Linked DNA regions of Homo sapiens: region 2 is linked to region 1. Evidence: chromatin contacts called from ENCODE Hi-C or POLR2A ChIA-PET data. All regions are on one chromosome and are shown on one strand. Each heading gives the region's core, a stretch centred on a gene start or an enhancer-like site at or near the end of the contact. The rest is flanking DNA. Distances are from core to core; before and after follow the strand shown. Region 1 holds the start of KCNK13 (potassium two pore domain channel subfamily K member 13). Region 2 overlaps KCNK13 (potassium two pore domain channel subfamily K member 13).

Region 1 (3,626 bases), core at 549-3,048:
AAGAGGGGCATTGGGGAGTGAGTAACAGAGCCGAGAGGACTGCTAACAGCACCAGGGTTTCTGATGAAAATGCACTCGCCAGAGCTGTGTTTCTTTATTCGAAATCACACGGTTTTACTCAACAGGGCTCCTAGCCCTTCTGTCTCTGCTCCTGGTGCGTAAGGGCGGTGTGTGGGGCTCTGCGCCTGAAACCGCTCTCTCGGAAGGTGGGAAGATGCCCACGTATCCATTCCTCTCCGCGTACAGATTCGCTCCCACACGCCCGGGCGGGTGATTCCGGAGGGCCGCGCGGGGCTGTGTGCGCGGGCGGGGGCGGGATGTGTCTGGAGGGGGCAGAGCGCCCTCTCCCGGCCCCGGAGGGCCCACGCGGACCGGCTGAGCGTCCCACCAGCCGGTTCTGCATCCACTACCCAGATCTGCGCGCCCTGGTGGGAGCACCGCAGCCCCGGGTCGGCCCTTCGAACGCCGAGCGTCTACCCGCGGAGACCAGCGCAGGAGGCGGGCCCGCGCGCAAGGAGGCGGGCGACAGGGTGGAGTCGCCGCAGCTGGCAGCCGCACGGCTCTACCTGTTGCAGCGTCGGAGCGCGCCCGCCTGAGAAGGCAGAGCGCGGTGCGGACCTGTGCTCCGCGCGCCGGCTGGCAGGGCAGGGCCGCGGCTGCCAGGAGGCCCGGGAACAGTCCCGACGGAGCGGCGCGGAGAGGGCGCTCCCCGGAAGGTGAGATCTGAGCGCGGCAGCGGCGCCAGCGCCCGCTACAAGGCGGGGTCTCGGGGAGGGGGCCCCGGCGGTTTGCTGGAGAGCCTTGCTACTGTTCTGCATGAGGTGGGGGATGCCTTCTGCGCGGACCCCGCGTCCAGGCAAAACTCTGGAACGCACTAGGCAGCCAAGCCCGGGGGGAAGAGATGGAACGCTCCAAGGTCAAGGTCTCCTGGCCGCGGAGCCCTTCCAGCCCCCAGTGTTTGGCCTCCTCTCCGGAAGCGGGGCTGGCTCGCGGTGCGCGCTTGGTCCGGGCGGAGCCTACTAGTAGGCGCAGAGGACGCCCCCGCGCAGGATCCAGAGACCAAGGGCGCTCTGGCATGGTCAAGGCGAGGGAGGCTGCCCGGGGGAGAAGCCCCTAACTTCCTTTGCTCCCTGTTCCAACCTCCCTTTCTGGTCTCCTCTCTCCAGCCCGTCCGCCCAACGGATGCGCAGCGTTGGGGCCCGGCCGGAGGTCGGAGCCCTCGGACGCCGCAGCCCTCGGACGCCGCTCAGCACAGCCCCTCTCTCCGTGCGCCCGCCCTGGACCCCCTCCATCCCTAAGCCCCGGCAGCCGATTCGGAGACTCGGGAGGCCACAGGCTCAGCGCGACACCACGACCACAACTAGGAGGCACCATCGTCGATCTACCTGGGGAGGCACCTACAAAGCCAGCAGACTGACACCCGTGTCCTAGCCGTCGGCGGCCTGCGAAGCGATAGTCAAAGGAACCAGGACCCAGGACCCCGGCGCTCTGCTTACCCGCAGACCTCCGGACCGCGCCCCCCCCCCGCCGCCCCGCCCCGCCCCGCCCCGCCCCGCGACCGTCTCTTTGCGGGAAACTCGAGTTGGCTCGAGCTTGCCCTGAAGACGCGCCACGCCCCCTCCCCTATCTGAGCCGGACAGGGAGCCGGGGTGGAAACTGCGCCCGCATCCCAGCGCCAAGCAGACGTGAACTCTGCGCCCGTTCCCCGGGACCTTCAGCGTTAAGGAGAACTCCGAGGAGAGCAGGGGGAGTGGAGGGGAACGGCGGCGACAAAGCGGATTTGAAACTAGGAGTCAAGGAGGACGTGGGGAGCTGGCGCCACAGGAGCTACCGAGGCGGCGGCCGGGGGAGCCTCGCGGCCTGCGGGAGAGCCCGGCGGTCATGGGCGAGCCGGCGGTGGGGCGCCCGGGAGCTGGCTGAGCGCCGGGGCCCTTATTTCCCGGGGGTGTGGGCGAGACTCCGCCGACGCCCGGTGCCGTGGGCCTGGGGGCTGCCCCCGGGGGCCCGGCCATGGCTGGCCGGGGTTTCAGCTGGGGCCCGGGCCACCTGAACGAGGACAACGCGCGCTTTCTGCTGCTGGCCGCGCTCATCGTGCTCTACCTGCTGGGCGGCGCCGCCGTCTTCTCCGCGCTGGAGCTGGCGCACGAGCGCCAGGCCAAGCAGCGCTGGGAGGAGCGCCTGGCCAACTTCAGCCGCGGCCACAACCTGAGCCGCGACGAGCTGCGCGGCTTCCTCCGCCACTACGAGGAGGCCACTCGGGCCGGCATCCGCGTGGACAACGTCCGCCCGCGCTGGGACTTCACCGGCGCCTTCTACTTCGTGGGCACCGTCGTTTCCACCATAGGTAAGTGTGCTGGCCGGACTCGCTGACAACCTCCGGGCGGCCTCCACTTCCTCCGGGGGGCAGGACCGACCCTCTCATCCTTTCATTCATCCATCTGGGCGCCCAGCCAGACTCCACTGACATGAGCTGTCGCCTGATCAACAGGTGGTATTGCCTCCCCGCTGCTCTAATGTGGTCCAGGCACCGGCAGCTTCAGCGTCACCTGGCAGCTTGTTAGAAATGCAGTCTCAGTCCCCTCTGCAGACCTGCCGAGTCAGAATCTGCATGTTAACAAAGTCCCCAAAGGATTGGAATGATCCTTAAATTGGAGACGCTCTGCTCTGGGAGATTTTCAGTCTAATGAAGGAGACACGGCTTGAGTTCATGGGGAAGAAGGCTTTTACAGATAGGGACAGGAAACTAAACATTTACTGAGTCAGTCAGAGGGGAAGTGCAGATTTTAAAAGATTCTGCCCTCGACTTCACACTTACCGAGAAAAAATCAGAACAGCAGACTGAAAGTGAGGAAGCAAAAGTGCCAATGACGGTTCAAAAGATGGAAAATTTTCCACCAGGAAGAACCAGGGAAGTGACCTTTGGGCTGAATCAATTCGTGTTAGGCATAACTTGGGTTTGGGAACTGAAAGCGCGGTTGCACTCTAGAGTAGGAGAGAATCGCACTCAGGGGCCCCATGAGCTGGTTGGAGTGGTGGAAGGAAGACTAGGAAGGTCTGCTGGCTAATGGGATGGAGGCGGGGGTAGGACCTTCACTGACAGACTGAGGAGCTGGAATTTACCTAGAGGCACCTGGGAGCCATTGAGAATTTTTTAGCAAAGATGTAGCACAGCTACAATCAGCTGTGTTTATTTCCCAGCAGAAGGAAAATGATTTGGGGGAGTCTGCGCCACACCCCTAAAGATTGTTCATCCTTGAAGAATAATCAAGTGATTAATGGGGGTTAGGGAAGATGCTGTAGAAATAAATTCTGAGGGGGGCAAAAAGAGACCTGGAGCAGGGGAGGGAGGTTGGAAGAGTTAGACGGAGAGGAAGTGGCCTCCAAGCTGCAAAAAAGGCTGGCAGTTGCAAACAGCCCAGGGTGCATGTGCTGAGCGCTCTGTAGCTACTGCCCCTGTGCACTCTAGAAGAGCTCGCTGGTGAGGTGGGGCGACAAGTTGAGCCTCCTTGAGGCTCCCACACATGGCTGTGCTACATAGACATTCTGCCAGGAGAAGCAGCACAAAAGACAAAAGAGATTGGCTTCAGGTCAGATTCATCATGAAAGACTTCCCAGGGCTAGTCCAG
Region 2 (3,626 bases), core at 795-3,294, 78 kb after region 1:
AATGTGCTGATGTCATATGGTTGATAAAATGTGACAGTGTGCTTAAAGTGTTTAGCCCAGCACCTGTCACACAGTTAGGACTCAGTAAGTAGTGACATTTATTCAAGGGAGATTTGGAGGTTGTCTTTGGCTTTCATATCAGCATTCCCTATTTACCATGGATAATTGAGAATTTATATAAAATGTCAGAGAAGGGAGACTTACAGAAAGGAATCTAAAAATCCATTCAATGGGGCTTGACATAGGATCTCTGAGATCTCAAAAATGCCATGTACGGCTGTGTGATGTGTGCACTGCACAAAGGCCCCCAGCTGAGGGGTAAGCCCACCCTGCCTGCACTCCATAGCTGCACCCATGGGGCCTTTTTCTTCTCAGAGGGGAGTTTCTTTCCAATTTGCACAGATTGGTGCTATACCCACTAGTGACATCTCTTTGACTGCTGGTAAGAGGTTGCTTCTGGGGTTAATTTTCTGTTATATGGCCCAGAAGAAATGGCCAGGGGAAGAGTATGGCCAGAAAAAAACACATCGAGGCAGGCAGTGTCTAGAAGGCAACAGTGGGGCTCTGGGGAAGTCAGCAAGGTCAGCAAGGCACAAAGTGTTTTGTTCCGTTAATCAGGCACAGTGGGGCTCAGAAGGCTCTAGAAGGATAGAATCACATGGGACCAGTGTGGTTCAGACATCCAGTTAGCACTGGAGATGCTAACTGGTGAGGTCCGTCCTCTCACAGAGCTTTAACTTTATCATAAATTGCATAAATACATGAGAGGTTATTTGAGATGGGGCAAGTGATGTTGAAAGCAAACAAACACAGACTGTGATGATTGAATGCAGCTGGGGAGCGGGGCAGGCTACTCTTCAGGTGGCCAAGGGTCTGGGGAAGTGATATTGAAGCTGAGACCTGCATCCAGCAGTGTGAATGAGGAATCGGGGAAGAGCATTCCAGGCAGAGAGAATAGCAGATGCAAAGGCCCTGTGGTGGGCCAGCATAGCTAAGGCACAGTGAGCAAGGGGGAGAGTGTGATGAAATGGGGCTGGGGGTGAGGCAAGACTTCGAGCATGCGGGGGCCCTGTAAGGCAGTGAGGAGGTGGAGTTCTTTCCTTTTGTACAGCGTGGTGCCGTTGAAGGATTCTAAGCAAGGGAGTGATGAGATCCAATTTATATTTTTAAATGATCACTCTCATAATGAAACATTAACAATTTACTCTGACACTGGGAGGAAACAGTGTTGTACGTGAGCAAGAAAAGAAGCAGAAACATCCGATAGGGGCTGGGTGCGGTGTCTCATACCTGTAATCCCAGCACTTTGGGAGGCCGAGGCAGGTGGATCGCTTGAGCCCAGGAGTTCAAGACCAGCTTGGGCAACATGGCAAAATCCCATCTCCACTAAAAATACAAAAATTAGCCGGGCGTCATGGCACACGCCTGTAGTCCCACCTACTCGGGAGGCTGAACCATGAGAATCGCTTGAACCTGGGAGCTGGAGGTTGCAGTGACCCGAGATCACACCACTGCCCTCCAGCCTGGGTGACAGAGCGAGAGTACGTCTCAAAAACAAACAAAAAAAAATTCTGCTAGGAACGTGCACAGTGGTCCAGACCAGCAGTGAGGTCTTCGACTGTGGGGTGACTGTGCAGATGGCAGGTAGTCAGATTTGAGATTTTGGGATGCAGGACCCACCATTTCAGGGGAACCAGGCAAATTATCATGAAAGAGACTGGAGACGTAAGGGTTAAAACAGGCCCCTTGGCTTTGGGGTTCGATGTTGGAGTGTGGTTATAAGAACAGGGAGAAAAACCACACCTCAGAGCCTCTGAGCCATCATGCAAGGCTCCTTAAATTCAAGAGGTGGATTCTCCCAGTGCCTGTTCTCACCTATAAAAGATGTAAGAGACTTGTTCATTTCTTCTGGTTCTTGAAGTCCTACCACGCATCAAAAACATTCTGGTTCTTGAAGACCCATTGAGAAGCAATGAACATGAACATTTTAACGTACCGTACTACAAGGCAGTAATTTGATACTGGGGGAAGAGGGAACAAAGGAATGGTGCTATTAACTGTTCAACATTGGTGCAGGGCTGGGGACTGTGAGTCATCATCCCTTCCAGACGAGTCCCCTCTCTCTAAAGAGAGAAATCTGGTACTAAAACTGGACAAGCACGGAAATAAATTGAAACCCATTTCATTTTAATGTTGCGCCCTTGAAAATCCCACAGGATTCCCTGTAAGATCCTGCTGTACCCTCCGAATTATCTGAGGAAGATTAGTCATGCCCCGTAGAGTTTGCGGGTTAAGGATTTGGATGGGAACTGCGGATAAATGTGCCTGTGACTTCTGTAAGTTTTAAGTTCCTTGATGAGAAATAAATCAGCAAAGGTCATTGTCTCCCCGGGGCGCAGTGGATGTTTTAATGATCATTCCTCTGGCTACTTTTGGCAGAATTCAGATTAAGGAAGTAAATGATGGCAACTTAAAGGCAACATGTGGCAGAGGGGACCTGAGCCCCCCACAGCTCTCAGCCACCCACTCTCACATTAGGGGAAGTTACGTTGTTTCTCAGCTGACCAATTTAAGCTCCTACCCATAGCGAATGAGAAGGAAGGGCGTCACTCCGCCACCTGCCACCCCATCCCCTGGAAATGGGGGTTCTCCTGGACACTGTAGCTTCCCCAGGTCAAAACCAAGAGAGCTGGACCCTGCTAGCAGCCCTTCCTCCTCCATTACTTGCCTGTCCCTCAGGAAGTGACTCAAAGGTTGACTGCATTCCCAGGAGGGTTTGCCTTCAATGCAAACACACACAAGAAAGTGGCGTCACAGTTTGAGGCTTGATAGTATAACCAGAGCTATTTGTTTTAAACCATAGCTCTTATTTCTTGCAGCTTTCTTGAACTATAATTGACATACAATAGTCTGCACATACTTGACAATTTAATGAGTACACAAATGCATACAAATACATGCATTCCTGAAACCATCTAAGCGATTTAGGTAAGGAACAGATGCATCATGCCCAAGCATCCTTATGCCCTCTTGGGTTTTTTTGTTTTGCTTTGTTTTGTTTCTGAGATAGAGTTTCGCTCTCGTTGCCCAGGCTGGAGGGAAATGGCACGATCTTGGCTCACTGCAACCTCTGCCTCCAGGGTTCAAGCAATTCTCCTGCCTCAGCCTCCCGAGTAGCTGGGATTATAGGTGTGCACCACCACACCTGGCTAATTTTGGTATTTTTAGTAGAGACGAGATTTCACCATGTTGGTCAGGCTGGTCTCGAACTCCTGACCTCAAGTGATCTGCTGGGCTCGGCCTCCCAAAGCGCTGGGATTACAGGTGTGAGCCACCACGCCCAGCCTTATGCCCTCTTGGGTTTTTGTTTTGTTTTGTTTTTTGGGGGGGGGGACGGAGCCTTGCTCTGTCACCCAGGTGGAGTGCAGTGGCGCAATTTTGGCTCACTGCAAGCTCCGCCTCCTGGGTTCACACCATTCTCCTGCCTCAGCCTCCCAAGTAGCTGGGACTACAGGTGCCTGCCACCATGCCTGGCTAATTTTTTTTTGTATTTTTTTAGTAGAGATGGGGTTTCACTGTGTTAGCCAGGATGGTTTTGATCTGCTGACCTCATGATCCGTCCGCCT

What was found. A loop is a pair of places that touch in the nucleus more often than their neighbours do. ChIA-PET counts read pairs that join two places held with the same protein, here RNA polymerase II (POLR2A). Pooled maps may share reads with other maps.
Region 2: a map of endothelial cell of umbilical vein shows a loop between it and region 1 (4-fold over the local background). The contact joins the enhancer-like site here to the promoter of KCNK13 in region 1. A Hi-C loop is called at or near these places in 1 of 168 maps with a recorded cell type or tissue (endothelial cell of umbilical vein) and 1 of 50 pooled maps. POLR2A ChIA-PET finds 5 or more read pairs at or near these places in 1 of 52 experiments (BJ).

The regions. Positions count from the first base shown.
Region 1 is chr14:90,060,196-90,063,821 of GRCh38, forward strand. KCNK13 (potassium two pore domain channel subfamily K member 13) reads left to right here and starts at 1,799. Exons shown (of 2, transcript NM_022054.4): 1 at 1,799-2,344. The coding sequence starts at 2,011. LOC124903406 reads left to right here. Exons shown (of 3, transcript XM_047432048.1): 2 at 207-716; 3 at 1,167-1,538. The coding sequence ends at 1,431. RefSeq lists a silencer at 102-491 and enhancers at 740-1,241, 1,242-1,741.
Region 2 is chr14:90,138,412-90,142,037 of GRCh38, forward strand. The region is part of intron 1 of KCNK13 (potassium two pore domain channel subfamily K member 13); the gene reads left to right. Among named protein-coding and RNA genes, the nearest start is that of KCNK13, 78 kb to the left of the region's middle. Within about 2 kb of position 2,045, at least 3 of the 41 ENCODE cell types and tissues checked have a DNase peak (open chromatin) inside an H3K27ac peak, as active enhancers do; they include endothelial cell of umbilical vein, where a contact is called at or near this core.